5 separate regions of the Mus musculus genome follow, and regions 2, 3, 4 and 5 are each linked to region 1. The links are chromatin loops, found by intact Hi-C in ENCODE. Cell type or tissue: left cerebral cortex. All regions are shown on one strand. Each heading gives the region's core, and the rest is flanking DNA. Links, peaks and the distances in the headings are about the cores only. Region 1 holds the start of Gpr107 (G protein-coupled receptor 107). Region 2 overlaps Fnbp1 (formin binding protein 1). Region 3 holds the start of BC005624 (cDNA sequence BC005624). Region 4 overlaps Fnbp1 (formin binding protein 1). Region 5 overlaps Fnbp1 (formin binding protein 1).

Region 1 (6,180 bases), core at 708-5,707:
ACCCTCAGAGTGATGAATCTGCAAACTTGGATACCTTGATTAAACTGTACCAAGATTATGAAGCTACAGAAAGGCCAAGAAAGCTGTTAAGATGTAAGATGGTCTTACTTCAAAAAGCATTTCTCTGGGGAGAGTGCCTACAGCTTTCAGTGGATTTTATAAGGAGCCAAGATTGATCTGTCTTGCTGTAGGTAAGAGTCACTTTACTCAAGATCATTTGTTTGTTTGTTTTTCAAGACAGGGTTTCTCTGTATAGCCCCGACTGTCCTAGAACTCACTTTGTAGACCAGGCTGGCCTCGAACTCAGAAATCCGCCAGCCTCTGCCTCCCAAGTGCTGGGATTAAAGGCATGCGCCACTACCGCCCAGCTTCAAGATCATTTTAACAATCAAAAGCAGACAGCCCAAGTGTGCCTGTATGGATTTGGCCAGGTTTCAAATCTACAGTCTGTCTGGACCCTTTAAACGCTACATTCACAAGCCTTTATCCTTCACACCTAATGGAAAGTGTTTTTACAGACAGCTGTGTCCAGATCCGCAACTTCTTGGTACACTGACTATTAGGAAAATGTACAAGGCTTTGAGTCATAATGATGTCACTTTCTGTTCTCCAGGTATATTAACCGGCTGCCAATCCTGTGTAAGCCTTAGAGAACTTTCTACTGTGAGTTAGCTACCATAGCGGTTCTTGGTGGTCACTTCAGGCCTGTCATAAACATCTTCCTTAGGCAATGGCCATAGAGCGGGAATGAAAAAGGCCCACTACTTAGAAACACTTTGGATGCTGAGTTTAAATCCTCAGGCTTGTTCTTTCTTATTTTTTCTTCTTGAAACCAAGGCATGTATTTCAAGAGAGATTTGAATTCCTCTTGGGGATTCTGGCTTTGGTCAGTCAACCGAGCACCCTAAACCAAGCAAGGAAACAGGCTAAGATTCCGCACAACTTCAAAGCGCCAGATCAAGGAGCACAGAAGGGCGGAGATCGCGGACAAGAGAACTTGGAATTTAAGTTATGAAAGGGTGAATTAGGGAAGGTTGCCACCAACGTGGAATCCAGGGAAGCCAGCAGGAATCGCAGGAGTGGCCTCCCAGGTCTTTGGGTATTTAGGCCGCATCTGGGCCCCTTCCTCAGGACCTCAAACCTGCAGGGACCAGACTACCCGAGGAGGCCGCACGGCGTAGTCCATCCCTACGGGGCGGCGCAAACCCCCTGGCTCAGGGGCCGAACTTAGGAGATCCCGCTGGGCTGAAGTTGGCTCAGCCCGGGACAGCGGTCGCGCTCCCCCCACCCCCCCGTCGCCACTCCCTGATCCTGCCCCCAGCCTGCCAGGCCTTACTTTGAGCGCCAGGTGATGGACGCGGCCCAAGACGGGGTGGACCAGCAGCTCCAGCAACGCCAGCAGTCGTAGCAGCCGCAGGCAGAAGGAGCCGAAGCGGCCGAGGGGTACCGGGACGGCCATGTTTGTTCCAGCATCACCAGCTGCTTCCTCTCCCACCCACTTCCGGGTCAAAGTGCGTCGTCCCGGAGGTGCTCTGGAAGGGGGCGCGGCTGCCGCCTCCGAGGTCCTTGAGATCGTTTTACTGCAAAACGCAACTCTGGTCACGCAGGGACCTGAGCGGACCACCTCGGCACTCTTCAATTGGCCTCCCAGGACGGACTTCCGGCAAAGCCCCTGTGAGGACCCTGAAGCGTTTGCCATGACAACCATGGCGGGGCAAGTTCAAGCCGGGCCTCCTTTCTGCCTTGCCGGGCTTGGGGATTGAGGGGCCTGGACCAAAGTCTGGAACCCGCAATGTCCGCCACTGACCCTGGCGGATGATTGGACTGCCTTCGGTGGTAATAACTTAGAAATTGCTGGCCTGTCTTAGATTCCTTGACTTATTATCATCCTAGGCCCTTTACACAAACTTCAGCTTGAAATAGTTGCAGTAATAGGATTTATTGAGTCCATAGGAAGCCATCCACTAGGCTTTTTTTTTTTAAGTGGCATTTAATCTTTGGGACAATCTAATTATATAAGAGGTAGGTGTCAGGCTGTTCCTCTGTTCTACCTAAACTCTAAGAAATGGTCATTTTGGCCAGTCTGAGCTGGGGATCACATGCAGATTTTTAACTGATACGTCATTTTGTCTTGTGTGATTTCATGCCACCGCTGGAGTCTGAGCCTTAATGTTTTCTATTTTAGTCTCTTTGGAAACTTAGCTTCTAGTCCTTAACACTTAATGGAAGGACTTGGTTGTAGGTCCCTGGTACCAGGGCTTACAGGAAACACTCGTATTAAAATAGCTGATAACCAAGTTGGTTTAGTTCTTAGATTCTTGTTTTTAGCTGGACACACAAGTAACATATGCTTTTGTGTATGTGCATGTAATTATTTAAGCAAAATAGGACACAATAAAAACACAGGGAACTCTACTACCAGGCAGCTACCACTATGTAGGTGTGTGAACACCTATGACAGAATCAGATTCCTATAGCTTTTTAACTGGAACTAGTAACAGGATGTATTTTGAAGGTCTGGTTGGTTGCTTTTCTAAGTTTTTTATGTATGTGTGTGCCATGTATAGGTACCTGAGAGGACCAGAAGATGGTGTCAGATCCTCGGGAGCTGGAATTGCTGGCAGTTGTGTGTTGCCTGACATCATGAGTACTAGAAAGTTAACTCAGGTATCTATCTATAAGAGCAGTAAGTGCTCTTAACCACTGAGCAGTGTCTCTAACCCAACATGATAGATCTGTATATATAAATACATATAGATAGGAAATTAAGTTTGTTTTTATGTTGTTTGTGTGTTTATAAATGCCATGAGGTGTACCCATAGAGACCAGAAGGGGGCATCAGATCCCTGCAACTGAAGTTACCTTGGTTGTCAGCCATCCATTGTGCTTGCTGGGAACCCAAACTCCAGTCTTCTGGAAGAACAGGAACTCTTAGCTGCTGAGCCATCTCTTCAGCCCAATATGATATACTTTAATGCCACAAACTGTGAACTTCAACAAATTCACTTGGAGCCAGGAGGTGGTGGTACACATCTTTAATCCAAGCACTCAGAAAGCAGAGGCAGGCGAGTGGATATCTGAGTTCAAGGCCAACCAGAACTACTCAGAGAAACTTCGAATTGAAAACCCAAACAAACAAACAAACAAATCGATTTGTTGGGACTACACTGTCTAATTAAAAAAAAAAAATCGCCGGGCATGGTGGCGCACGCCTTTAATCCCAGCAGAGGCAGGCGGATTTCTGAGTTCGAGGCCAGCCTGGTCTACAAAGTGAGCTCCAGGACAGCCAGGGCTATACAAAGAAACCCTGTCTCGAAAAAACCAAAAAAAAAAAAGAAAAGAAAAAAAAAATCACTTGGGAAAATATGGAACTAAAAGTGAGATGGTTTTGGAGGCCCTGGTTTTGCCTCTGTGCTTGCACAGTCTTCATACACTGATATACCCCGAATCCTTCCCCTGACTTAAAAACCAGGCCAAGTTCAGTCACACCCTCTTCAGAGGCAACAGTAGAACATGCAGGTGGAGACACAGAGGTTGGGGTTTATCTTAAGATGCATTTCAGTTTCATGGGAGGGAAAGGCAGTGACACTGGCTGGCTGGTGGCTAGCCTTGTCTTCCCTTTACTTGGGTCTTGGGCCATCTCTTTTGAATATGCAATCTTCCATGTTTGAACAGGATTTTCATCTGATCCCACCCCCTTACAGATAGATAATGAAACCTAGAGCAGGAAACTCTGGAATTACTCTTTTGCAGCCCTACACAGAGAGGTGAGAAATTATTTTCTGAGTGAACTTGATTGGCTATGTGATCTACGTTATGTCATTTATAAGAGTCCTATGAGATGTCTTATTTCCTTTCATCAGATCAGGTTTGGTTAGATTAGTTCAGAGGCAGTCTGTCTGGGTATAAATGGCCCACCAGCACAGGCAGACTCACCCTGCTCACAAAGCCCAGGACAAAAGCCCGTCTTGCCTCATTGAGAACGAGGCCATCGCATGCGTTGTTGGACCGGAAAGCTGTATAGATAACCCAGATTTTTCTCCTTGTTTACTAGGTGTGAGATCAGTGTCAGGGAACATTAGGTAGCTTTTTGAAGATCATACAGCCCTTGGGCAGTTTTAGCTGGCATCTGTGAAACCAGGACTGAAACTGCCATGGAACACTCTCACGGCTTCTTGCCCAGTATTATGAAAAGCTTCTTACTTTAAAAAAAAAAAAAAGAAAAAAGAAGTATTATTCTATTTTATTGTGTGTATGTGTGGGGTTGGGGAGTGTGTGTGAGTGCAAGGTTCCTGGAGGCCAGGAAAGGGTTAGAACCCCTGGGGCTGGAAGCAGGTCGTGGGCCCCATGACATGGGTGTTGGGAACCAGATTCACGTCCTCTGCAAGAGCAGGGCATGCTCTTTTTTTGTTTTGTTTTGTTTTTTTGGGTTTTTTTTTGACACAGGGTTTCTCTGTATAGCCCCGACTGTCCCAGAACTCACTCTGTAGACCAGGCTGGCCTCGAACTCAGAAATCCGCCTGCCTCTGCCTCCCGAGAGCTGCCTCTATAACCGCACCTGTCTGATTTTTATAAGTTTATATTTTAAAAAAGGAAGCAAGCAACTGCAGAGATGGCTCAGCAGTTAAGAGCACTGACTGCTCTTCCAGAGGTCCTGAGTTCAATTCCCAGCAACCACTTGGTGGCTCACAACCATCTGTAATGGGATCCGATGCCCTCTTCTGGTGTGTCTGAAGACAGCTACAGTGTACTTACATATAACAATAAATAAATCTTTAAAAAACAAACAAACAAACAAAACAAAAACCAAAAGAAACAAAAAAAAAAAAAAAAAGGAAGCAAGCTGGCATGGTAACAGCCATGACAGAGAGTCTGAGGTAAAAGTCACCTGTTGGGGATATATTTACTTATGTGTATGTATGTATTCCTGAGTATATATGTATGCATGCCACATGCATACAGGAGTATGGAGAGGCCAGAAGGGACCATTAGATCCTCTGAAACGGGAGTTGTAAGTATTTGTTGGCCACCCTATGGGGCCTGAGAATTGAAACCTAGCTCCTCTGGAAGAGTAGCCAGTGCTCTTAATTACTGAGCGACTTCTCACCCCCTACTTAAGTGATTTTTATTTTCGTTAAAAAAAAAAAAATTTTTTTTAAAGATCTTTTTTATTGTTATATGTAAGTGCACTGTAGCTGTCTTCAGACACTCCAGAAGAGGGTGTTAGATCTCGTTACAGATGGTTGTGAGTCACCATGTGGTTGCTGGGGTTTGAACTCAGGACCTCTGGAAGAGCAGTCAGTGCTCTTAACTGTAAACAGATGAATTTTGAAGTAGGTTTTCCCTTTTTGCTGTGGTACTGCGGATTAGACTAAGGCTTCGTGCATGCTGGACAAGCCACTGCACTATATTGCCATCCAACTTTTACTTCTTAAGGTTCATTCCTTAACTGATAATTGTCAGCACTTAAGGGCACTTACTGATGTTGCCGAGGACTGGGGTTTGTTTCTAGAACCCACATGGTGACTAACAACTACCTGTAACAACAGTTCCAATGGATCTGGTGGCCTCTTCTGGCTCCTGCGGCCATCTGGCACACATACACGTAAATATAATAATAATAATAACCCAGACACACGCCTTTAGTCTTAGCACCCAGAAGGCAGAGGCAGGTGGATCTCTCTCTAGGTTAGAAACCAGCCTGCTCAACATAGTGAGTTCCAGGACAGCCAGAGCTACATAGTGAGACCCTGGACGACAACGATGGCAATGACAATGGCAATAATGTGGGACTGGAGGAGTGACTCGGTGATTAAGGGCACTTGCTACTCTTCCAGAGGACAGAAGCTCAGTGCTCAGCCTGCAAATCAGGAAGCTCACAACCGCCTGTCACTCCAGTTCCAGGAGACCCACACACACTCACACATATACACATAAGTAAAAGTCATAAAGACCAATAAATAATAAAGGTCAGTGCCATTTTTTAGAAAGTCTGTCTTTAAATTTGACTAATACTAAAGAGCGGAATGTGCAGATATTCTCAGTTCCTCTTAGTAGTGGTAAAAGTTATTCCAAAGAAGAATTTTGTAGTGTCGTTGCAGTAAACATTTTACCAGACTTAAAATTAAATCAATTAAATCTTTAGGAGTCTTTTGTTTGTTTGTTTGTTTTTCAAGACAG
Region 2 (6,180 bases), core at 392-5,391, 110 kb after region 1:
AGAGTCGGGTCACCACTGAACCAGCCACATTCAAGTGGGGCAGTCAGCTGTAGTAGCTGTACAGTGCAGCCACACAATGTCCCCAGCATCACAGAAAGTTCTAGAAGGCTCTCTGGCCACTGCCCAGATCACCTTGCTGACACAACTCCATGACTTGCATTGAATTTTGTTCCGTCTGAGATTTAAAAGCAAAACAAACAAAACCTCAGGGCTGGGAAAATGAGTCCAGAGGCGAAAGTATTTATAAGCCCAGCAGCAGGCAGACGTGTATATAAGCCTAGCACTGTGTGGGTAGAGTATGCAATGGGAAACAACCAAGATACCCTGTCTCAAACTACACACACACACATACACCAATCTAGGAAACAATGATCAGGGTCGCCAAGCTGGCTCACTGGAATGGGCTGTTTGGTGCTAACCCGATGAATTCCAGAGACCCACATGGTTGAAAGATGGAGCTGACTCCCACAGATTGTAGAATGAATACATATTGTAAAGATGGATTTTCCTCCAAGCTCAGTGCTTAAATAGAATGAGTAGAAAGCTAGACAGTGATGTTTCACTAGTGTGCGTGGGAGAGGGGAGCCGCTGGCCTGTAGGACCATGCTTGGCCTGGTGACAGGAATACTGCCCATCCTCTCCCGCTCCCACACCCACCACACACCCAGGGGGTCTCAGGATGGAGTGCTGACCTCCACCTGGCCTAAGGGGCGAGCCATTTGCTGACTCCTGTGCTCCCCCGGCAGCAGCTTCTCCTAATCAGCCTAGAAGCCTCTGTCACAAGCCCCCATGTAAGCTGCTTGGCAAATCCAGCTGGATTCCAGAATCACGTTCCCTGGGCCACCAAGTCAGTCTCGCTCTTGTTTGAAAAGAATTGAGGTTTTCAAGTAAAATCTCTTTTTATAAATTTCCTGGCTTTCTCTGGGTCCATTGAATACATTTCATTCTTTATGAAAATGGCCTCACTTAAGGAAGAGCTCTTGTACTGCCTTGAAGCCAAGGAGGCAGTCCTTGGAGGAAGACCAGCTCCCCGAGAGCGCCTACTGAAAGTACAGTAAGAGCCAACAGTGCAGTAGGAGCTTAAGAGAGTCCCAGCCAGGTGTGGTGACTCATGCCTGCGACCCTGGCACTCGGGAGTCTGAGTCTGAAGGATTGCACTCAGCTGAGCCAGAGCTGGAGAGACGGCTTGGTAGTTAGGAGAATGCAGAAGACCCAAGTTCTTTTCCAACATCCTGTAGCTCACGACCACCTGTAACTCATTCCAGGGACCCTAATGCCCTCTTCACTGAACACACAGGTGCACGTGTGCATATGGGCTATGGGCACTTACACATACAATTTTAAAATAAAATCTTTTAAGTCTGGGGAGGGGGGATCAGGAGCTAGATGTGGTGGTTTACCCCTTTAATTCCACTACCTAGAAAACTAAGGCAGGGGGATCACTGTGAGTTTGAGACTGTAGTCTGGAAGTACAATGCATGTCTAGCACATGTAGGCCTCAGGTTCAACCCTGCAGAGAAGGGGTCAGGGCGTGTTACCACACGCTCTGACAGTAGAAGCACGGGAGGTTGGTTTTGTACACTGTAGGAAGTAAATCTGGGGTCCCAGAGTCAGCGAGGGACAAGTGACACCAGAAGGGGGTGATGGTTTTTAAATCGTACTTTTTGCTCACATCCACAATGGAAAGCCTGTCTGTCATCTCACAGGGGCAGGAGCTCTGACTGCCTCAGCATTGAGAGGAGAGATGGTTAGGGACACTTCAACTAAGGGGAAAGCAGAGACTTAGACACAATACTGACAGGAACTGGATTACATTAGAGAAGCGTCACTTCCTGTCCTGGGTGGGAATAGTCAGAGTATGCAGTCTCTAAATGTGTCTTTGGGTCTCCTTCTGGGTCAGAGCTATTTCCCCCCATCTCTCCTGCGGTGTGGTTGACCCTGGCCTTCCCTGTGTTGCTCTGGCCCTTGCAGATGACACGTGGTGATTTGTGGGACTTCCCAGGTCTGCATGTGTTTGATTTTTGCATCTCAGCTGGTGCAGCAGGGAAACATAGCTGGCTCAGCAGGTCTGCAGGCTTGGTCTGCCTGCTCCTGCCCAGGGGCACTGCAAGGCTCTCTGGTGTCTCATTTATGTTTGTGTCTGCAGGGTGTCACACCAGAAGACTTCAGCAACTTCCCACCTGAGCAGAGAAGGAAAAAACTACAACAGAAAGTTGACGATCTCAATAGAGAGATACAGAAGGAGACGGACCAGAGGTAAGGCAGATGTGCCCTGTCAAAGAACCCAAGCTCAGTCTGGAAAGAAGAAATCCAGTGTGTGTGTGTGTGTGTGTGTGTGTGTGAGTCTGTGTGAGTCTGTGTGAGTCTGTGTGAGTCTGTGTGTGTGCATATACACGCATGCATGCGGTACCCACAAAGGCCAGAAGGGGCATCAGAACTCCTGGAGCTGGAATTATAGGCAAGTTGGGAACCAAGCTTTACTCCTTGTGATGAAGCAGTACACTCTTACTGCTGAGCCATCTCTTCAGCCTCTAAAACATAGAAAGGCATAGTCTTGGCAGGTGGGTTTTTTTTTTTTTTTGGTTTTTGAGACAGGATTTCTCTGTGGAGCCCTGGCTGTCCTGGAACTCACTCTGTAGACCAGGCTGGCCTCAAACTCAGAAATCCGCCTGCCTCTGCCTCCCGAGTGCTGGGATTAAAGGCGTGTGCCACCACGCCCGGCTCTTGGCAGGTGTTTTTGTTTGTCAAGTGCAGGGCTTCTCTGCAGAGGTTGTATTTTGAGTCTGGGAAACAAAACACACATGGCTAGCTTTCATAGGTCTCTTGTTCTGAGTGAATGTATGAAGTGTTGTTTGCTTTCCCAGTCAATGGAAGGAAGATATTGGGGTCCCAGGGTCATGAGCTGGAGAGGCCACCAGAGCGTCCCTCAGCCCCAAGGTACAGAGGTTGGCACGACTGTACTTCTGATGCAGGCATCAAGGCACAGGGTGCAGGTGTCCATGACTCTCCAAGCAGAGCATCACGGTGTCTCTGTTTTATTTCTGGGCACACTGGCGACGGGACAGTGCAGGGTAGACACTTTCTTGAGGTCGTAGTCATACAGTAGACAGTCGTTTCTCCACGACTTGCCTTCCGGAATTAGCTGCTGCTGGTCAGACAGGGTCTTGGGTCTGGGTCCGGACAGTCTCAGTGATAGACTCCACCTCAAGGGTGAGGGTCTCCCCTGTCAGGGCCCTTGTGAAGTTCTTGTTGGCATCAGCCACATCGCCTCAATACGAGTAGTCTTAGGGGTTTTCTCTCAAAGGTCAAGGGGGTTTTTGTTTTTTGTTTTTTGTACAAAGGATGGCTAAGATTCTCTCCTCTCTCCCCCATATCCTGCCTTTGAGTCTAAAATCTGTTTCTCTTTTTAGTTGAGGATAATTAAATATTAGTCTTCCAGCAGATTCTCAAGTCTCCTTCCTCTCCCCCCCCCATTGTCGTAGTCGTCGTCGTTGTTGTCGTCGTCTTCTTCTTCTTCTCCTCCTCCTCCTCTTCCTCCTCCTCCTTTCTTCTTCTCGTCCTCCTTCTCTTCCTTCTCCTTCTTCTTCCTCCTCCTTTCTTCTCTTCCTCTCCTCCTTCTTGTCTGTTTGTCTGTCTGTTTATTTGCAGACCAGGTTGACTGCAAACTCCGATTCCTGCCTCTCTGCCTCCTGCCGTCTGAGACTACAGGAGGTATAAGCACCCCAACACACCTTCGTTGTTTTGATGGTTGTTTGTTTGTTTGTTTTTTGAAAGAGTCCTACCCTGGAAGTCATTATGTCACCCATGCTGGCCTCAACTCAGAGTAGCAATCCTCCTGCTGCATCCTCCCCAGGGCTGGGATTACAGGATTGCACCCCGTATGTCTTTTCTCTGAGCGGTATAGTGGTCTGGAAACAAACTGTAACTGGTCTGCTCTGGTCACTAACAGACTAGCATCCTGTGTGCAGCTCTGCCTTGGGTACAGGGAGTCTTAGGAGGTTTTTCTCAGAGGTTAAAAAGGGTGTTTTAACCGGGCAGTGGTGGTGTGCGCCTTTAATCCCACATAAAAAGCCAGGCACAGTAGTGAGAGTCTGTAACCCCATTGCTGGTAAGAGGTCCTGACTCACAAAACAAGTGAGGTGGCTGGAGAAATGGCTCTGCAATTATGCACCCATGCTGTGTTCCAAGTTCAGACTCCAGCACTCAGAACAAACCCAACATCCCTCAGACACTTCTAACCCAAGCTCCAAGGTGGGTGGAGTCGGCAGGATCTCCAGGCCCTGCCTCAGAGGAAAGGGGACAGAGTGATGCAGGCACGGGACTGCCTCCGGTGGCCGCTGGGTATTCACACAGGTGTGCATCTCACAGGCACGAGTGTGCATACGTGCACGCATGTACACACACACACACACACACACACACACATACAGAGTTGTTGTTGTTGTTGTTTTAAAGAAAAAGAAAAGGTAGACAACAGATAAAGACTCCCAACGTGACCTCCATGTGCACACATACCTACACACACACACACACACACACACACACTAAAATCAGTGAACTTATAGATTCATCTGAAGCAAAGGGATGGTCTCACTGTGTAGCCCAGGCTTGCCTCCTGCCTTGACCACCTGAGTGCTGAGATCACCAGTGTGTGTCGCCAAGCAAACAGGGTGATAGGTTTTAACAGTACCTTTTCTTGCTGGGCGGTGGTGGCACACGCCTTTAATCCCGGCACTTGGAAGGCAGAGGCAGGCAGATTTCTGAGTTCAAGACCAGCCTGGTCTACAGAGTGAGTTCCAGGACAGCCAGGGCTACACAGAGAAACCCTGTCTTGAAAAACCAAAAAAAAAAAAAAAAAAAAGTGCCTTTTCTCTTTTAAAGATTTGTTTATTTTATGTATATGAGAACACTATAACTGTACAGATGGTTGTGAGCCTTCATGTGGTTGTTGGGAATTGAATTTTAGGACCTCTGCTTGATGGGGTCAACTCCACTCGCTCCGGTTGACCTGCACACTCCGGCCCAAAGATTTATTTATTATTATACCTAAGTACACTGTAGCTGTCTTCAGACACTGCAGAAGAGGGCATCAGATCTTGTTATGGATGGTTGTGGGCCACCATATGGTTGCTGAGAATTGAACTCAGGACCTCTGGAAGAGCAGTCAGTGCTCTTAACCACTGAGCCATCTCTCCAGCCCAACAGCTCCTTGTCATTTAAAGAAAAAAAAATTGAGTAAAAGGTGGTGTGGAGCCTGTGATGTTGGGGATGGGGTATTCTGGAAAGGACAGTGACAAAAAAAAAAAACAAAAAACAAAAAAAAACAATTGGCTCCAGTCTCAGTGCCCGTGTTCTTGTTATCCCTTTCTCAGAGATGCCATCACCAAAATGAAAGATGTGTACCTAAAGAACCCTCAGATGGGAGACCCAGCCAGCCTGGACCAGAAGCTCACCGAAGTCACCCAGAACATAGAGAAACTGCGGCTGGAGGCTCAGAAGTTTGAGGTGTGGAGAACAGGGAGAAGCTGGAAGGGGAAGGGTGTCTCTGGGCAGGCCCCCAGGGGAACCCCCATACCTACCTCCTACCTTTTCAGTGGTAGGTGTTACAGGAGAGCTGGGCTGTGTCCCAGGAGAGGAAAACCACCCGCCTGACATGTGGCGTGTGGGGTTTCCCAGGGTGACCTCACAGTCACCGGACTGAGTCAGAAGGAAGTATAGAATAATTTTATCCGTGATTACATGGCTGCCCAAGAGTTTGGCCCAGTGGAGCCTGCTGTCTGTCCTGTGAGGTGATTGGTAAATTTGGTCAGTGGGGGCTTTCCTACCTGTCTCCCAACTTTCAGAAGAAGGAAGTCGTTGTCTGTGAGCCTACCTGTATAGTGCAGGGTCTGAGACATCAGGCTTTAAGTGACTGTCTAGCTCTGAATTAAGGCCCAACAGCTCATGATCTAGCCTAGGCTAGCCTGGGTCTAAGTCTTCTGTGGCTTTTGCTTCCAGGCCTGGCTGGCTGAGGTAGAAGGCAGACTCCCAGCTCGGAGTGAGCAGGCACGCCGGCAGAGTGGACTGTATGATGGCCAGACACACCAGACGGTCACTAACTGTGCCCAGGACCGGGAGAGGTACAGTACCTGCGAGGCCCTGCCTCTGGCAGAGAGACGGTCTAGCTTTGTACTTACTTTT
Region 3 (6,180 bases), core at 511-5,510, 170 kb after region 1:
ACGCCTCGGTAGCCTCGTTTTTTGAAAGAGAGACCCAACTGCATCTACTTCGTGGGATTTGATGGAAGGCTTCTAGAAGAGACTGCTTACCCCAGTGCCTGCCACAGTTAAGTGTCGAGTAAGAAGCGCTGTGCTCCAGAGGAAACTAGTAATTAAGGAGTCCCTAAAAGTCCCATGTGAGCTATTACGCATGCACTTATCCATCTTATAAGTGTTTATAGACACCTTTAAAAACTAACTACCGTCGCAACATCTCGGGGGTGTAAGGTGCTTATGGCAGAGCGACAGTCCTCCAGGCCAAACGAGTCCTCCCAAGCTCTCAAAGAGCAGTCCCTGGCCTCTGAACGTCAGTGGTACCTCTCCTAGGGACGAATGGCTGCAGGCCAACCTGGTATGGACAGTCAGCACCGGGACTGATATTCACCCCCGGCAAGGTGATCAGCTTTTGTGAGTGAGGAATAAATGTGCACGTCCGAGCCCTGGAGCCCGAGTGGCCTCCTGCTGGCCTTCCAAGCGACGTGCGGCCTGCTCAAAAGCCAGAGCCGTGGGGGTTCGGGGCGGGCACGGGAGTCGGTGATGGGATGATAGGCGGCGGGGACCTCTTACCAGGTCCTGGCCGCCCCGCAAAGCCAGGCCTCCCCTGCTCCCAGCGGCTGGACGATGATCCCCGCTCTAGCGGCCCAGCCCCCGGCAGCAGGCAGCAGCCGTCAGAAACTCACCTGCCGTCGCAACCGCGCCGCCTGTCAGTCAAGCTAGCCCACCGCGGCGCTGCCTAGAGTCTTGTGGCTCTGCCTGCCACGCCCCGCCTCCTCACCGTCAGACGTCCAATCGGGAGAGCCTATGCCAGGAGCGGGGGCGGTGTCACAGGTCACAGCCTACTAGAGGGCGGTACCGGGCACGCCGGAGGCGTGGCCGTGCGAGTGGTGAGTGCCCAAGCATGCCGGGAGTCGGGGGAGTGGCCGTGCTGCTGGGGTTTCACCGTGTGGTTCGAAGGCCGTCCTGTTGAGCGGTGAGCATGGTTACTCGATGGGCGTGGTCGAGGGTGTGGCCACGCGGCAATACCTGCCCTTGCTTTTCGGAGTTCGGAGTGGTTGCCTGCCCTGCTGAGGCGGGGCCCTACGGGCTTGGGGTGTGGCCTGGCAAGGCGGAGGCGGGTCTGAGTGCAGCCGACGCTCTGACGACACTTCTGCGCGCCGGAAGAGAGAGGTTCCCTGGACTACGCGTCTGGTAACGCAGCGCCAAGGGTCTGGTTCCGCTATGCGGATTACTGGGAAAACATTCCGCCGGCGCCGGGCTGACTCGGAGTCGGAGGAGGATGAACAAGAATCAGAGGAGGTTCGGTACGTGTTGCTGAGACAGGCTTGGGACTGGATACCGGCCAGCGCCACGCAGAGGCTCCTAGGGATAAGGCCACATCGCGGCTGGGAGAGGTGCCCCGGGGTCGCATGGGTCTGACTGCCGATGACCACTGGATCAGGGACTCGGCAAAGGGACATGTCCTTAGAACGGAGTTTGGCTTTTGAGTTCCGCAGGTCTCAACCTGTGCGTCACTTTTTATTCCTTTTTTTCCCCCAGGCTAAAACTGGAAGAAACCCGAGAGGTGCAGAACTTGCGGAAGAGGCCAAATGGGGTGAGGTGGGTACCACGGGGGTGGTCGCGGCGTCATTGATTTCCAGCTAAAACAAAAATTTCCAGCTAGGGTCGCAGTCACAAATCCCTCCTTTGACATACAGTTCTACTGATCATAGAGGGAACTAAGGTTCTTTATAAATGTTTGTCACATGCCCTGAACCTGATGGTCTATGGGTCTGCTCCAAGTCACTAACTGTAAATTTTAGCTGGACTGATGAATTGTGATTGACAACGTGTTAAGAGATAAGAATTTGGGAAACTTAGGTTAAAAAGTATAATAAATAAACAATAGCCTGGTTTGGTGCAATCCTATCACAGGGAGTTTGAGGGCAACCTAGGCTTCATAAGAAGAATAAAGAAAAAGAAAAAAACTTGAGGTAGAGAGACAGCATTTATAATAATATTTCCATTTATTTCCCACCTATTTCTTTTTTAGTTTATCCCATGCTTTTAAAGAGTTAAATCATCATATTACTGTGAGCCTCTGACCATGGTGTGTGTTTTCCAGAAAACCTTTTTAGAAGGCTGCGTCGTGTGCATTGCCAGGGGTGTGCACTATAACTTGCTACCAGATTGACTGGGATTGTGTGCTGCCTCACACCTAGACTCCCAGACTTGAGAAACTGAAACAGTGGGATTACCATGAGTTTGGTGCCAGCCGGGCCTGCAGAGTGAAACTGGTCTCAGCATCAACAAGGCCCATCCTAGTGCCATAGCACTGTAGTCCCAGCTGTGTGGGAAGATCACAGGTTTAAGGCCTGACTGAGCAACTATGAGACCTGGGTCATAAAGTAAACAAGAAATGGTGGGGATAGCTCAGTGCTGGTGTGCTTACTCAGTCCCTGTCAAGCCTTGGCTTCAGGTTTTAGGGTCATTTTGATAAATTTTCCTCTGGCATATGTCTTCTGATACAGATCCCTTGACTGGCAGAACCTTACTCTGTGATTTCCAGAATATCAAATGGCTTTGCAGGAGCGTGCGCCAACTGCTTCATTGCCTCTCACCCGACCCCCCATTTCACCATTCACAGCGAGCAGAGCACTGGGTTCTTCTTTGGCTTTTGTAACTACTGCCCACTACTCTCTCAGTTATGTAATCCCAATTGTCTCAGTTTGCTTCCTACTGCTGTGACCAGGACCAAAACAACTTGTACCCTTCCTGATCATCCTCAGTTATTGGGGGAATCATGGCAGGGCCTGAAGCAGAGACTGGAGGACACTGCTTCCTGGCTCATTCACATCCAGCTATGTTGTACAACACAGGCCCACTTGCCCACGGGGAGGAGCACTGTCCACAGGAGCAGGTTCTCGATTGAAGTTTCTTCTTCCCAGACAATTCCAGCTTATGTCAGATCAACAAAACCCTAGCCAGCACACTGATTTCCTCCTTGTCTCTGTGTTGTTTCTCTTTCTGTGGTTTGGTTTCTTTTGCTCAGTGCGGCTGCCCTGCTGGTAGGAGAGAAGGTTCAAGAGGAGACTACTCTGGTGGTGAGTGTTGGCTCCTCTCTGGGGCTGTTCTTCCTCTTTTTTTTTTTTTTTTTTAAGATTTTTTAAATTTATTATATGTAAGTACACTGTAGCTGTCTTCAGACCCTCCAGAAGAGGGCGTCAGATCTCATTACAGATGGTTGTGAGCCACCATGTGGTTGCTGGGATTTGAACTCAGGACCTTCAGAAGAGTAGTTGGTGCTTTTTTTTTTTTTTTTTTTTTTTTTGGTTTCTCTGTGTAGCCCTGGCTGTGCTGGAACTCACTCTGTAGACCAGGCAGGCCTCGAACTCAGAAATCTGCCTGCCTCTGCCTCCCAAGTGCTGGGATTAAAGGCATATGCTCTTAACTACTGAGCCATCTCTCCAGCCCCTGTGACTATAACCATGGTACCAGGGAGATAGCTCAGAGTGTTTGTTATGTAAGCACAAGAGTCCATGTTTGGATTCCATGGCATCCCATAAAAACCTAGGCATGGTGGCACATGTCTATAATCTGAGCACTGGGGAGGCAGAGAGGATAATGTAGCGGAATAAGCAAGCTGAGAGACCCTCTCTCTCAGTATAAGTCAAAGGGTTGAGGAAATGGCTCTGAGGCTAAAGTGCTAACATTGTTTCTGAGTCAGGCTCCTAGCACCCACATAATAGCCATATATGATAGCTTACATCTGTATTCCTACCAGGGGGTCCGGTGGAGTCATATAGATGTCTAGAGCTGGCTGACCAGCCAGTCCACCCAAATCAGTAACCTCCCTGTCTCTGAAATTTAAGGTGGAAAGTGATTGGGACAGATTCCTGAGTTTGGCCGCTTGCCTCCACAACCACACAATATGCACAATTACATATACATGCAGAGAAATTAAAACAACAACAACAGCAGCAGCATGGTGAAAGATTGATGAGAACACACAGCGTTAACATCTGGCCTGCACGTGTGTGCACATACATGTTCATGCACACCAGCACACTCGATGATGACACTAACTGAGCTGCTGTTGTTCTAGATGTGTCCTCTAAGCTGTGTGCTTTTCTGCAGGATGATCCTTTCCAAATGGCGACAGGGGGCATGGTGGACATGAAGAAACTGAAGGAGCGGGGCAAAGACAAGTAAGTGGGGGGAGCGGGGTGCAGACACTGTCGCCTGGGCCTGAGTGTGCAGGGACAGGGAGGGACATCCCGCATAGAGCATACCATAAGTGTGCCAAGGTACAAACTCCCAGGAGGGCTCAGAGCCAAGAGAGAAGATTCTTTTGTAAAAGGGTAAAAGGGCCTTGTTTGTTATTTCAGACATGGGGAGAAGCTTTGCATGAAAACATAGTTAGAAAATGATATACTGACAACCCAGCACTCTGCAGATGGAAACAGAAGGATTAGGAGTCCAGGGTCAGCCTGGGCTGCACTAGACCCTCTCTGAATAAAGCAACTGAGAAAATGTGTAAGTGTATTTAAGTAACTAGGGCATAGCAAGTAGAGCTGAGGGCCTGAGGTAGATCCCTGACCCTCACATAAAAGCCTAGTGGGACAGCGTGTATCTGTAACCCCAGCATCGGGTAAGTGTCCTGAGACTCGGTGGCCAAAATAATGAGCTCTGGGTTAGTAAGAGACAAAGGGGAGAAGCTAAAAAGAAGGGCACTCTGACACAACCTTGGCACACACAGAAACTTAACTATTATAAAAGTTTGCAAAAGAAAGCATGCATTCAGACTGGAGCGATGGCTCAGTGGTTAAGAGCACTGACTGCTCTCTTCCAGAGGTCCTGAGTTCAATTCCTAGGAGCTACATGTGGCTCACTAGAATCTGGTACCCTTTTCTAGTGTGTCTGTAGAGTGTGACGTGTACTCACATACATACATAAACCAATCAATCTTTAAAAAAAAAATGCACTCATTCCCCAAAGTCTCAGCCGACGTTGCCTTCCTGCTTGCATATGTGTCTAGCATTGTCTCTTTACATACCATCCTGTGTCTTATGTTTTCATGTGTGTTCTGTGGTAACTTGGCATCAATGACTGTGACCTGCTCCCTCCTCTCAGGGTCAGTGAAGAGGAGGATCTGCACCTGGGGACATCGTTTTCTGCAGAGACCAACCGGAGGGACGAAGATGCAGACATGTAGGTACCAGTGAGGCCCATTGTCTGTCTGAGGACTGTAGCTGAGCCCCAGCCAGACACAGACACTCAGACATGTCTCCTCACAGACGGAGGGTCTCGTGTTTCCTTGGCTGTGTCCTCTCCACTTCTCAGGCTTGGAATCTGTGGAAGGTGTCAAAGGTGGCTCTCTGTTTGCATTTATGTTTCCTGTCCTCCCTCCTTACATTCTCAGCTCTTGCCTTTCTTGATTAGTGATATTTTCTCAAAACACAGGGTTATCATGTACTTAGCAATCTTTTCTCTTGTTTTTGGTTTTGGTTTTGGTTTTTGGAGACATGGTTTCTCTGTGTAGCCCTGGCTGCCCTGGAACTCACTCTGTAGACCAGGCTGGCCTCGAACTCAGAAATCTGCCTGCCTCTGCCTCCTGAGTGCTGGGTATTAAAGGTGTGTGCCACCACTGCCTGGTATCAATCTTTTTCATTGAGGCCTTTAAAACATGGTATCAGAGTATCCCTCCCTGGAGCCCTTCCCACTAAGGAATTCTTCCTCACTTTTCCTTTATCTTGGTAAATCTGAGTTCACTGTGCAAGCAAGTGTGTGTGTGTGTGTGTGTGTGTGTGTGTGTGTGTGTGTGTGTGTGTGAATGAGAGAGACTGGGAGGGAGGGATGGAGGGAGGGAAGGAGAGAAAGAGAAAAAGAGAAAGAGGTGGGGGAGAGAAATAGAGAGGGAAAGAAACATAAGGCCATTTTTCTGTATTCAAAGAGCCTTGGATCTTGTCACCCCAGGATATCTGTTGTCATAATCTCCAGTGCACATTGGTGTTTTGAGTTCAGATTTTCAGAACTCACATGCCTGAAATTCCCACACCAAGGAGACTAAGAGTTAGGAGGACCTCACATTTGAGACCTATTAGGTCAGACAATTGTGAGACTGTCTCAACAACTTCCAGCTACTTTTATTCTTAGTTTTTCCAT
Region 4 (6,180 bases), core at 813-5,812, 74 kb after region 1:
CAGGGTCTCCATTTGAAGACCAGGCTGACCGTAACAAGTACCAGGATGACAGCTTATTTCATGCTGATCATGGAACTCGGGGTCCTATGCATGTCAGGCAAGCAAGCTACACTCCAACAGAGCTACACATCCAGACCTATGTCTTATTTTTCAGAAAATCTAGCAAGTTGACGGGATCTCTAATATTTGAACTGTTTGAATCCATTTCTGGTCCTTTGTTCTTTACTGCTGGTGAGGTGTGGCTGTCACCATTGAGGCCTTAAAGGGACTTGCCTTCCATGGCCTCCCCAATGCTCAGCGAGCAGTGGCTTTCCTGTAGATGACTCTGGAATGACTTTCAAGTGGCAAAAACTGTGATGTCAGGATCGCCATGAAACTGCTTAGAATCAAGCCATGCTGGATAAGCCCGGCAGGGGTTCCTGGAGTCCCCAAAGTGCCATGGTTTGCCAGCCCGGTAGGGCTTGGGAGGGGAAGGCCATCAACACAAGCAGCCTGAGAAGCAGCTTCCCGACAGAGAGTGCACTGTTTTCTACACACCCGCATTAAACTGAAGTGTAGCTGAGGCCTGGTGCAGAACCTGACCCTGTCCTGTGACTGCTGTCTCTTCTGTAACTTCTACTGCAAGACAGGGCATTGTCTAACAAACTACAGGCAGTGGCTGCTACAGGCAGCTGCAGAGATAGACAGTGATGGTTGAGCTGGGTTCTTTGTCTTTTATAAACTTGCAGTGTCAAATTTTTGTTTTTCGTGTGTGTGTGTGTATGAGTGTGTATGTGTGCGTGTGTGTATGAGTGTGTGTATGTTTGTGTGAGTGTGTGTGCATGTGTGTGTATGAGTGTGTTTATGTGTGTGCATGTATGTATGTATGAGTGTATGTGCATGAGTGTGTGTATTAGTGTGTGTATGTGTGTGCGTGTGTGTATGAGTGTGTGTGTATGAGTGTGTATGCATGAGTGCATGTGCGTGTATGAGTGTGTATGTATGCATGTGTGTATGTATGTGTATGAGTGTGTGTGTATGTGTGTGCATGTGTGTGTATGAGTGTGTGTATGTATGTGTATGAGTGTGTGTGTATGTGTGTGCATGTGTGAGTGTGTGTGTGTGTGAGTGTGTGTATGAGTGTGTGCACGTGTGTATGAGTGTGTGTGTATGAGTGTGTGTGTCCCACAGTGCTCTTCAGGAGTTGGTTCTCTCCCTCAACTGTGTGGGTGCTGGCGACAGAGCTTGGATTGTCAGGCTTGGCAGCAGATGTCTTTACCACTGAGCCATCTCCTGACCCTTTACTTTTCTTGGAAATACAATTCTTCTGTGGTTCCAGTCTCAATGTATGGTCTCTCTTAGCCACAAAGAGTTTGTGCGGCTTCTCTCCACACTTCGAGAGGGGTGACAAGGCAGAACTCTCTAGATGTTTATTGTGTGTTCACTCCTCCCTCCCCTTCTTCCTTTTTCCTTTGTGTGTGTGTGGGGGGGGGCATGGTTGGGGGAGACAAAGTTTCACTCTGTAGTCCTGGAACTCATTTTGTGGCCTCCAACTGAGATCCGCCTGCTAGGACACAAGGTGCGCGCCATTGCCACCTGGGCGACCTTCTCTCTGGTCTAATCCTGAGGGCTTTTTGTTACATGACTCAATTTGAGGAAATACTGAAAAGTTAAATTATTGCCAGGTGTGGTGACTCTCAGCTTTAGTCCCAGCACTCGGGAGGCAGAGGCAGGTGGAGCTCCATGACTGTGAGGCCAGGCTTGTCTACCAATTCCAGACCAACCACAAAACAAAACAAAACAAAAAGGTTAAATTAGACTAGAATTCTCAATATAAATTCCAAAGAGCAGACCGGTTTCTGTGAGACTGTGCCTCCCATTTTTCTATGGTAAGATGACTTCTAAAAGTATGGTGGTGGGGGGGAACATCACAGCTGTAACACCAGCACTCAGGGTGATCGTTCACGCCCAGTGTGGGCAACACAGCAAATTCCAGGCCAGCCTAGGAGACAGAGAAAGACTCTCAGATCACCCCTCCCGGAAGTAAGGGCAATAAAAGCATAAAAGTTTTAAGAGTTTGAAGGTAGTTGCGTTGAAGCCATAACACAGATGTCTCCATTTTGAAGTTGGACAGGAGGTGGGCCTGAGTCTTTATGAAGGGAGAATTATAAGCAGTATGGACAGAGGAGTGGAAGCTGGGGTGTGGTTGATTTAGGTCCTGGGCATGGAATTAGAATCTCTCACTTTTTCCCACGAAGCTAAGTCCAGCATTTTACATTTGTCTTTGTATTTAGATATTCATGGGGGGGGGATTAGCTCACCAGTCGAGGTCAAAGGACAGCTTTCAGGAGTTGGGTTTCTCTTTCCACCATGTGGGCTCTGGAGATTGTCAGACTTGGCCGCAAGCACCTTTACCCTCTGAGCAATCTTGCTCACCCCTGATTTCAGGCTTTAGTTTTGATTCCTTTTGTGTGTGTGTGTGTGTGTGTGTGTGTGTGAGAGAGAGAGAGAGAGAGAGAGAGAGAGAGAGACAGGGTCTCACTCTGTAGCCCTGGCTCGGAACTCACTGTGAAGCCTGTGCTGGTTTGCCTTTTCATTGCCTTGGTAAATACCATAACCAAAATACCATAACCAAAAGCAACGTGAGGAGGAAAAGAGGAATTGCATCTTGTTACTTACAATCCGTGATGAAGGAAAGTAAGGACGAGAACTCGGAGGCCGCGGAGGGGTGCTGCTTACTGGGTGCTCCCCGTGGCTTGCTCAGCCTGCTTCCTTATACTACCATGACCACCTTCCCAGGGCTGGCACCGCCCACAGTGAGCTATGTCCTCCCATAGAAAACATCAGTTAAGGAAATGTGTCAGAGATAGGATGCTGTACATGCTGTTAATCCCAGCACTCAGGAGGCAGAGGCAGGTGGATCTCTGAGTTGAAGGCCAGCCTGGTCTGTAGAACAAGTTCCAGGACAGCCAGGGCTATACAGAGAAACCCTGTCTTGGGGGAAAAAAAAGTGGCCGGGCAGTGGTGGCGCACACCTTTAATCCCAGCATTTGGGAGGCAGAGGCAGGTGGATTTCTGAGTTCGAGGCCAGCCTGGTCTACAGAATGAGTTCCAGGACAGCAGGGCCATACAGAGAACCCTGTCTCGAAAAACCAAAAAACAAAAAAGTGTTGTGGGGCTGGAGCGATGACTCAGTGGTTAAGAGTGTGCTCTGCTTTGGCTGAGAACCAGAGTTTAGTTCCCCAGAACCCACAGCAAGCTCATGACTGCATGTAATTCCAGCTCTATGGGATCTGACGCTCTCGTCTGTCTTCCTCAGGTCCCTACAGAATACACACACATATACACGCACACACACTCACAATTAAAAATAAAATAGAATATTTTAGATGTCCATAGATCATGTGAGAGTGTGTGTATATGTGGTGTGTTTTAATGGTCTTAGATTATATGATAAACTGTTTTAAAGAGAAAAATTAAATTGAAGCCAAGAACCTCTGCCATTATTAAGCAAGAAGGTACTTTGCTCACACAATTGTCTGGTAATTATCTTAAGACCCTTGCCATGGGCAGCCTAGGACACAGCCACCCTAAGAACCCAGTTCTAGTGCTTGAAGCAGGGGCCAGGGGCGCAGATCTGCTGAGACTGGATACAGATGGGCGGCAGAGTGTTAAATTGCTTTACCATTTGAGGAAATAGTGTGTGTCTCCAGCTCGCCGCTCCTTCAGCTTTTGGACACATCTGGAATGACATGGTTGCGTGCTTCCTCTGCAGTCCCTGGGCAACTGAGTTGCATCTTTATTGAATGTGTAAGCATCTTTCTCGCTTGCCCCTAATTTTGTTTTGGATGAAAGTGTCTGACTAGTTCTCTGACGGAATCCTGCAGGACTCAGGAAGGCCATGGAAGGCAAGTTTTTTGGTTGTTTTTTTGTTTGTTTGTTTGTTTGTTTGTCCTGGAACTCACTTTGTAGACCAGGCTGGCCTCAAACTGAGAAATCCGCCTGCCTCTTCCTCCCGGGAAGGCAAGTTTCTTTCTTTCTTTTTTTTTTTTTAAAGATTTATTTATTATATGTAAGTACACTGTAGCTGTCCTCAGATCTTCCAGAAGAAGGCATCAGATTTCTTTACGGGTGGTTGTGAGCCACCATGTGGTTGCTGGGATTTGAACTCGGGACCTTCGGAAAAGCAGTTGATGCTCTTAACCACTGAGCCATCTCGCCAGCCCCCAGCAAGTTTCTTAAAGACAGCAATGGTGTGGTCCTGTCAGTACCTGGGACACCCATAGCCTGGCAGCAATCTAGAAAACAATAAAAAAAAAAAAAAAAGAAAGAAAGAAAGATCAAAAGAGGAACTAGGAACTAGTTGGTACAAATGCAGGAAATATATTTTGCAACTGCAGCTTCATCTTGGAACCTAGAAGAATTTAAAAACACTTTCTTTGCTTTTGGGGGTGGGGGTTAGGAGGAGGTTGAGACAGGGTTTCTCTGTTGTAACCCTGGATGTCTTAGAACTTGCAATGTAGACCAGGCTGACCTCAAACTCAGAGAGCCACCCGTCTCTGCCTCCTGAATGCTGGGATTAAAGGCATGTGCCACCACCACCACTACCCAGCAATGATTTATTTATCTTTAGGTACATTTATATTTAGGTACATTAGTGTTTTGCATTCATGTGTGTCTGTGAGAGGGTATCAGATCCCCTGGAACTGAAGTTACAGACAATGCCATGTATGTCATGGGAATTGAAACTTGGTCATTTGGAAAAGCAACCAGTGGTTTTTTGTTTTTTTGGCTTTGTTTTGTTTTTTAAGATCTTATTTACTATTATACATAAGTACACTGTAGCTGTTTTCAGAAGTGCCAGAAGAGAGCGTCAGGTGTGGTTGTGAGCCACCATGTGGTTGCTGGGATTTGAACTCAGGACCTTAGGAAGAGCAGTCAGTGTTCTTACCTGCTGAGCCTTCTCTCTAGCCCAATACTTGTCTTTCTTGAGACAGGGTATCACTCTTTAGACCAGGCTGCCCTCAAACCCACAGATCGGTTTTCCTCTGCCTACCAAGTTCCTGAGACACACCAAGCTAAAATACTTTTCATTTAAACCAAGAGAAATTTGTAGAAAACTAAAAGGAAAATCGTAGATATTGGTCTTTTATAAGTGGGTCCCTAAAAGATACTTTGTTATTCTGTGTTTGTTTCTGGGCTATAATCAGGGGTCAGAGCTGTGGAGACTGCATTTCCTTCTAAAAGCAAAGCTGCAGCTTTTGAGTTAATTTGCAAAAATATCCAGTGAACCCCAAACATTTTAGCTCCTGCAGGGGCAGGAAGCCGTCCACGGCTCAGAGAGTGTATCCCTGCCTTACTAATGGGAAGAGCGGAGGCAATTTACTTTATCTCTGAGGTTTCCTTCTTAAGGAATAGGATTATACACCTCGGGGGCTGTCTGAGGTCTCCGTGGCCTGTGATGAATGCTAAGTGGGGTGGCCTAGCCCTCTCCTACAGGACCACATGTGTGTGCCACGGATCTCACACAAAGGTCAGAGGACAGCTTTTGGGAGACAGTACTCTCCACTGTGAATTTTTCAGACCAAACTCAGGCCATCAAGCATACAAGTGTTTTACCCACTGAACCATTTCGCCAACCGACATTAGGTTTTTGAGAGCACAGTTTGCTAAGTAGCCCAGGCTAACCTCCAGCTCACAGTCCTCATGCTTCAGGCTCACAAATGTTGGGATCCAAGGCACGTGGCCACTACACATGGCTTTAATGCTCTGCTAATCAAGTGAATATAGGTGGCCTCAAGGAGTTGCAAGCATCTAGACGTTCAGAAGAGCACTCATTGGGCAAGTACTGCTTCGCACTAGTTAGGTCATAATAGATGCCTTCATGAGGACTCCGACTAAGAGAAGACACACAAAGAGTGTCGGATATGGATGGCGAACATTCCGTGAAAAGCAAGTGGCCTGTTAGTGTCATCATCACTGTGACCAAAGGCCTGGCAGAAACAGCTAGAGGGAGGAAAGGCTTTGCTCAAGGTTCTAGAAGTTTCTTTCTGTCCTAGCAGAATAAGCATGGTATAGAGGAGCAGCTCCCATCACAGAAACCAGCAAAAAGAGACCCAGACAGAGGGCAGGACAAGAGCTCTTCAGAAACAGGGACCTGCTTCCTCTAGCCACGCCTCACCTGAGACGGCCCATCCTCTC
Region 5 (6,180 bases), core at 524-5,523, 94 kb after region 1:
CAGCTTTGGTCTTTGTATTCACATCTGAGCATGCCTTCTTTCAGTCCTGGATCTTAATCCTCTATGGCATGGGTGCAGACAAGACAGTCGAAGCAAGTGAGATAGATGCTCATGTGCCCTGCGAAAGCTGAGCCCTTCTAAAAAAGCGAGTGCGCTTTTGACTGTGATACCAGGGAGTTCAAGGCCTTGTCTCGATAGATAGATAGATAGATAGATAGATAGATAGATAGAGTAGATTTGAGACTGTGTTTGGTTTGTTTTTAAGCACCTGCTGACCTGGAGGTGTGGCTCAGTGGGAGATCACAGGTAGGCAAGCATAAGGTTCTGGGTTCTTCAGTCAGTCCCCAGTACCACAAAAGGGTAATTTTTTTTTTCTTTTTTCTTTTCTTTTTTTTGAGACATGGTCTCCCTATGCAGCCCTGACTGGCCTGGAACTCATGCTGTAGTCCAGGCTGACCTCAAACTCACAGAGATTGATCTGCCTCAGCCTCTTAGTAGCCTAGAAGTAATTTTTCAGTGTGTAAGATAGAGACAGTTGGGCTGGTGAGATGGCTCAGTGGTTAGGAGTGCCGACTGCTCTTCCGAAGGTCCCGAGTTCAAATCCCAGCAACCACATGGTGGCTCACAACCATCCGTAACGAAATCTGATGCCCTCTTCTGGAGTGTCTGAAGACAGCTACAGTGTACTTACATATAATAAATAAATAAATCTAAAAAAAAAAAAAAAGAACAAACTGACTCATCTTTAAAAAAAAAAAAGATAGAGACAGTCTATCAAGTGATTTGGGCTGTGGTATGCCCCGATGTAGGCTTTTGTCTATCTGTATAAACAGTATTTTCTTACTTTTGCCCCAAGGCACGACAACAAGCTCAGATACGCCAGCAAATGGCAGAGGACAGCAAAGCAGATTACTCCTTAATCCTGCAGAGATTCAACCAGGAGCAATGGGAATACTACCATACCCACATCCCCAACATCTTCCAGGTAAGCGCTCCCCAGTGCTCAGGGTTTGTGAAGACAGGATGTTCTGATGGGACAGGCTCTCACTGTAGCCTGGAAGTCACTTTGTACCTCAGCTGGCAATCTCCTAGCCTCGGCCTCCTGGTATAACAAGTATGCATAAACACATCTGGCTTCCCAAATGTCCCCTGAGTGTGTTTGTGTGTGTGTGTGTGTGTGTGTGTGTGTGTATGTGTATGTGTGTGTGTGTGTATGCGTGCGTGCATAAGTCAGAGGTCAATTTGTAGGGAGTTTCCCAGAAGCTGCATCAGGTGACTTCACTACTGCCTTCAACTGCAGCCCCAGGGGATCTGCCATCCTCTCTGGCACCTCTGAGGACATCTGCACACACATAGTATACATAAACTCACACACACACACACATACAAATAATAAATCTTAAAATCTCGGGGTGGCTAGCCAGCAAGCCCCATGGATTCTCCTATTTTGGGTACCCTTACAGGTGTGTCCCACACGCCCAGTTTTTTTTTTTTATAGAGGTTTTGGGTATTGATCTCAGGTTCTCATGCCTGCACGACAAGCATCTTAGTCACCTAGCCATCTCCCCGGCCCCCGCTGAGTCGTTTCCCCTTAGCATGTAGATCAAACGATGGCCAGCAATAAGAATGAAGCACAATGTTAGCCCGCCGTTCACTGGGTGCCTGTGTGGACATCCTGGTGTTCATTGCACCCTCGTTTTTTGCAGGGGCTGAGATTTTACAACTGTGCCTTTTAGATGAGCGCTTCCTCTTTAAAGCATACTCTGGCTACAAGAATCGCCTGCCTAGCTTTAGGAGACAAAGCAGCATTCAGAGCTGTGGGATTTGAACAAACAAGTATTGTTTCCCTTGAATTGTTCTCCTTTTCTTTTTAAAATCTTTGTGAGAGAGAGAAGAGAGAAAGAGCAAGAGCGCATACAGACAGAATCTCACTGTGGCCCCCTGGCTGTCCTGGAATTAGCTCTGTTGACAGGTTGGCCTTGAACTCACAGAGATCCATCTGCCTCTGCCTCTTGAGTGCTAGGATGAAGGTGTGCACCACTATGCTGGCCCACCATTCTATTCTTTGTGGAGGCAGGCTCTCTCACTGATCTGCAGCCTGCCCTCCCAGCTGGGCTGGCCAGCAGCCAGTGCTGGAGATCTTCCGAGCTCTGCTGCCACAGTGCTAGGCTTATTTACACCCTACCCGACCCGGCCCTGGCATTTTTGCATGACTGTTGACATGTCCTTGTGGCAAGCACTTTACCAACTGAGCCTGGATCCCATTTATTTATTTTTCTAAGACAGGTTTTCTCTGTGTCCTGGAACTCACTCTGTAGACCAGGCTGGGTTTGAACTCAGAGATCCACCAGTCTCTGCCTCCTGAGGTGCTGGGATTAAAGTGTGTGCTGCTACTGGCTCTTGCATCTTTTTGGGTTTTTTTTTTCTATCTCAAGTTCTCAAAAATGGTATAAGAGACTCTGTGTGACACTTACTGTGGAGCACTGGCTTGTCACAGTCACAGCAAGCCTTACCTTCCATTTCAGCATGACAGTCAATCAATCAATCAGTCAACACACACACACACACACACACACACACACACACACTCCTGTTTGGAAACTTTTTGTCTGTTTCTTATTTGTTTTTGAGATAGAATCTTGCTGTGTATTCCAGGCCAGACTCAAACTAGTGATCCTCCTGCCTCAGCTTCTAGAACACAAGGATTACATCACCACACCATTTGAGGAATCTTTTAGGATTTGAGTTCCAAATGTAGAAAAGCCAAAGTGACTGACTGAAGTAAACCCCTGATGAGGTTCTCAGGGTCCCCACCACAAACCTTTAGGTCAGTATTTCTCAACCTGTAGGTCGAGACCCCTTTAGGGATTGAACGACCCTTTCACAGAGGTCACCTAAGACCATTGAAAACCACGGGTATTTACGTTATGATTAATAACAGTAGCAAAGTTACAGTAACAACAGAATACTTTTATGGTTGGAGGTGGCAGGTCACCACACCATGAGGAACTGTTATTAAAGGGTCATAGCGTAGGGGGCTGAGATCACTGCTGTGTGCTGTGGAGGGCAGGACTCTAGTTCTGTCTCAGCCTGGGTTGTGTTGAGACTGTTACCAAAATGGTTTTGTAAAAGATGGAAAGTGGAGGGATGTATATTGACAGGGAGGATTCTAATAAAACTAAAAACAAACAAACTAACAAAAACCAAACATGCCCCTCTGATGTAATCCCAGGACTTGGGAAGTAGAGGCAGGAGGATCATGTTAAAGCTAGCCTGTCTCCAAACAACAAAGTAATAATAATAAATAGCATAATAGGGCCACTGGGATGGGTTGTACTTCCTTTCGGTGGCACTGTGATAAGGTCCTCCCTCAAGGCCAGCTTCAGGAAGGAAGGGTTTATTGGCTCCCAGTTGAGGGTATGGAGCAGGATATCATGGCCCTGACTGCAACAGGAGGTCACATGCTGGCAGGAGCTGGGGACAAGGAATGGTGCGTGCTAGAGCCTGGCTCACCTTCTTATTTTAATTTTTTTCCTATATTTTTATTTTGTATATTTGAGTGTTTTGTCTTCGTGTATGTAGTCTGTGCACCACATGCATGCAGTACCTGCGTTAGCCAGAAGAGGTCACTGAAGCCCCTGGGACTATAGTTACAGATGGTGGGAACCAAACCCAGGTCCTCTGGAAGAATAGCCAGTGTTCTTAACCACTGAGCCATCTCTCCAGCCCCCTCTCCATATATATATATATATATATATATCACTTTTACATTTATTTATTCATGTGTTTAGTATGTGGCTATGTGTGGGGTAGATGCTTGTATCACAGCACACACAGTGGGCAGAAGACATACTGTTTTCTCCTTGCTAGGTGGGCTCTGGGTTTTGGATTTGGGTTATCAAGCTTGATGGCATGAGCCGTCACACCTGCTGAGGGGTCTTGTGGGTCTGCCTTTTTCCCCTAGGCTGGAACCCCAGCACAATGAATAATGACACCACATTTAGGGTGGGTCATCCCACCGCAGTTAAACTAATCAAGAAACTCCTTCCTTGGCATGCCCAGAGGATATTTGGTGATGGTAGATCCTGCCAGTTGAAATCAACGTTCCACATCACAGGAGTCTTCCAGCAATTACAATACAGTTGTGTGAAGCAATCACTACGCAGCCCAGCCGTTCATTGAACACAGCACAGCAGGCTGATCTATGACCGTACAGTAAACACAGGGGAGCAGTAGTCACCCCCAAACCACTACCTGGATTAGCAGCAGACCATTTTATACACGGTCTGATTTTTGCAGAAAATACAAGAGATGGAGGAGAGGCGGATTGTGCGTATTGGGGAGTCCATGAAGACGTACGCAGAGGTGGACCGGCAGGTGATACCCATCATCGGGAAGTGCCTGGACGGGATAGTGAAGGCGGCCGAGTCTATCGACCAGAAAAACGTAAGCATGCTCTCTGGGCTTCTCCTGGGGCCATCGTCCCTTCCTTGTCCCACCAGCAGCACCTCCTTCAGGGACCCTGGGAGTTGCTGGGTGTGGTCTTTGTCTTTTTCTACCTGAAAGCCCTTTCTTGAAGCCTTCAGGGTTTAGTCCCCACTCACAAAACACACTCGCAGGGATGTCACTAAGTTGAATGGAAGTGTTTTGCTGGGATTGGACTGATTTCTGGAAAGATTCAAAGTTCTCTGCGGCACCCGTGACCCAGCTGCCTGCAGAGGCGTGGGGTGTTTGACACCAGATGCTGATGGCACCCCTCATTGGATAGTCCATGTCACTTTCAGGTGTTGCCAAAAGTCCCTTGGGAGACAAAATTGCCTTTGCCTTTTGTTTAAAATACCACTTTTTTTTTTTTTTTTTGGTTTTTGGAGACAGGGTTTCTCTGTATAGCCCTGGCTGTTCTGGAACTCACTTTGTAGACCAGGCTGGCCTCGAACTCAGAAATCCGCCTGCCTCTGCCTCCCAAGTGCTGGGATTAAAGGCATGCGCCACCACTGCCTGGCTCCCTGCATTCCACTTTTAATGATCTCTGAAAAGTTTTATCAGTCTGGTGTGCCCTGCTGCCTTGGAATGTTTTAAATGGTAGATTTCTGTAAGAGAAAGTGCCAGGCAATAGGTGGTTTTCTTGTGTAGAGTTTTGATGGTAAGATATCTTGCCTCCCATTTCATTAAGACATGTTGGCTTTGAGCATCCTTCAGGGGCCTCTGCCACATTTGTAAGAAAAAAATTATCAGTGGTCCAAAAGGAACAGCACCCTCCCCCCTCTGACTGCATCCTACAGGAGAGCTTTCTACCTGAGGTGCTCAAACCAATCTTACCTTGACTGGAATTTCTTTTTTCTTCATAATTATGTCACCAGTTCAAGATCTCTCAGAAAAGTTTAACCGTCTAAGCGAAGCTCCCTCCAGGCACCCTGTTTAAGGGTTCAGTGACACGTCATACAACACGTGGACAAAGGATGAGTCCTTCAAAAGCAAAGCATCATGGGAGGTGGAGGCAAAACTTTGTGAGACAATCTCTCTAGCAATAAACACAGTGCTGAGGACCACAGTGCTGAGAAAGAGTGGGATTCTCAGTAGCATTTCTTGGGTCCTCCTTGGTCTGTATCATCGCCACTCTGGTGGTGACCTGCCTGTCCCTGGGTGTGATTGCAGGACTCCCAGCTGGTCGTAGAAGCCTATAAGTCAGGATTCGAGCCTCCTGGAGACATTGAATTCGAAGATTACACACAGCCAATGAAACGCACAGTGTCAGACAACAGCCTTTCCAGCTCCAAAGAAGGCAAGCCTGAGCTCAGATTTGGCGGCAAGTCCAGAGGCAAGCTCTGGCCATTCATCAAGAAAAACAAGGTACTGGCCATTTGGACCCTGCGTGGGCTGTGAGCTACAGATGCAGAGTCTCAGAGTTTATCTTTTGGTCTTAATCAAACTAAGATCTGGACTTCCAGAGAGCGAGAGAGGACAGTTAGTGTGCTGCGTTCAATTCACGATTCAAACGGTCTGTCTCTGGTGTTGGAGTCTTTGCCATGGCCTCTGTCTTATTGCAGATGCGTTGTCCCAGGACCGGGTCACCCACACTAACATCACTGACCTCACAGCCCTGTCACCCACCCCCATCCTCCCAGACTGCTGGGAGCAAGGGGACCGAGTCCCATCTAATCAAGCTTGCCAGCCTGACCT

The links. Hi-C counts contacts between places; a loop is a spot of excess contacts. Peaks named below come from ENCODE experiments on the same cell type or tissue, not always from the same donor. Only the 100,000 strongest peaks of a DNase experiment are listed, where the experiment ranks them.
Region 2: it touches region 1 in a loop (2.3-fold over the local background); 29 of 42 quality-filtered maps call a loop at or near these places.
Region 3: a loop joins it to region 1, with 2.6 times the contacts of the local background. A loop is called at or near these places in 4 of 42 quality-filtered maps.
Region 4: a loop joins it to region 1, with 2.0 times the contacts of the local background. A loop is called at or near these places in 12 of 42 quality-filtered maps.
Region 5: a loop joins it to region 1, with 2.0 times the contacts of the local background. A loop is called at or near these places in 11 of 42 quality-filtered maps.

The regions. Positions count from the first base shown.
Region 1 is chr2:31,147,638-31,153,817 of GRCm38, reverse strand. Gpr107 (G protein-coupled receptor 107) reads right to left here and starts at 1,502. Exons shown (of 18, transcript NM_178760.4): 1 at 1,337-1,502. The coding sequence starts at 1,459. It overlaps D330023K18Rik (RIKEN cDNA D330023K18 gene), which reads left to right and starts at 1,527. Exons shown (of 2, transcript NR_040334.1): 1 at 1,527-1,836; 2 at 2,568-2,769. In left cerebral cortex, for the core only: a CTCF peak has its summit at 2,823 (motif pointing right); a DNase peak (open chromatin) is centred at 1,516; H3K4me3 peaks cover 1,852 bases; H3K27ac peaks cover 1,025 bases.
Region 2 is chr2:31,036,481-31,042,660 of GRCm38, reverse strand. It overlaps Fnbp1 (formin binding protein 1), which reads left to right. Exons shown (of 17, transcript NM_001177648.1): 12 at 2,147-2,256; 13 at 5,373-5,505; 14 at 5,998-6,119. Among named protein-coding and RNA genes, the nearest start is that of Gm39786, 43 kb to the right of the region's middle. In left cerebral cortex, for the core only: a CTCF peak has its summit at 2,481; DNase peaks (open chromatin) are centred at 551 and 1,084.
Region 3 is chr2:30,976,938-30,983,117 of GRCm38, reverse strand. BC005624 (cDNA sequence BC005624) reads left to right here and starts at 1,177. Exons shown (of 9, transcript NM_144885.2): 1 at 1,177-1,340; 2 at 1,576-1,635; 3 at 3,068-3,119; 4 at 4,153-4,223; 5 at 5,149-5,226. The coding sequence starts at 1,258. It overlaps Usp20 (ubiquitin specific peptidase 20), which reads right to left and starts at 839. Exons shown (of 25, transcript NM_028846.5): 1 at 720-839. In left cerebral cortex, for the core only: a CTCF peak has its summit at 3,219 (motif pointing right); a DNase peak (open chromatin) is centred at 968; H3K4me3 peaks cover 1,533 bases; H3K27ac peaks cover 750 bases.
Region 4 is chr2:31,073,557-31,079,736 of GRCm38, reverse strand. The region is part of intron 6 of Fnbp1 (formin binding protein 1); the gene reads left to right. Among named protein-coding and RNA genes, the nearest start is that of Fnbp1, 65 kb to the left of the region's middle. In left cerebral cortex, for the core only: no CTCF peak of the experiment used is centred there; a DNase peak (open chromatin) is centred at 3,217.
Region 5 is chr2:31,053,694-31,059,873 of GRCm38, reverse strand. It overlaps Fnbp1 (formin binding protein 1), which reads left to right. Exons shown (of 17, transcript NM_001177648.1): 7 at 857-985; 8 at 4,300-4,446; 9 at 5,656-5,850. Among named protein-coding and RNA genes, the nearest start is that of Gm39786, 60 kb to the right of the region's middle. In left cerebral cortex, for the core only: CTCF peaks have their summits at 1,953 and 3,610 (motif pointing right); a DNase peak (open chromatin) is centred at 2,095; H3K27ac peaks cover 375 bases.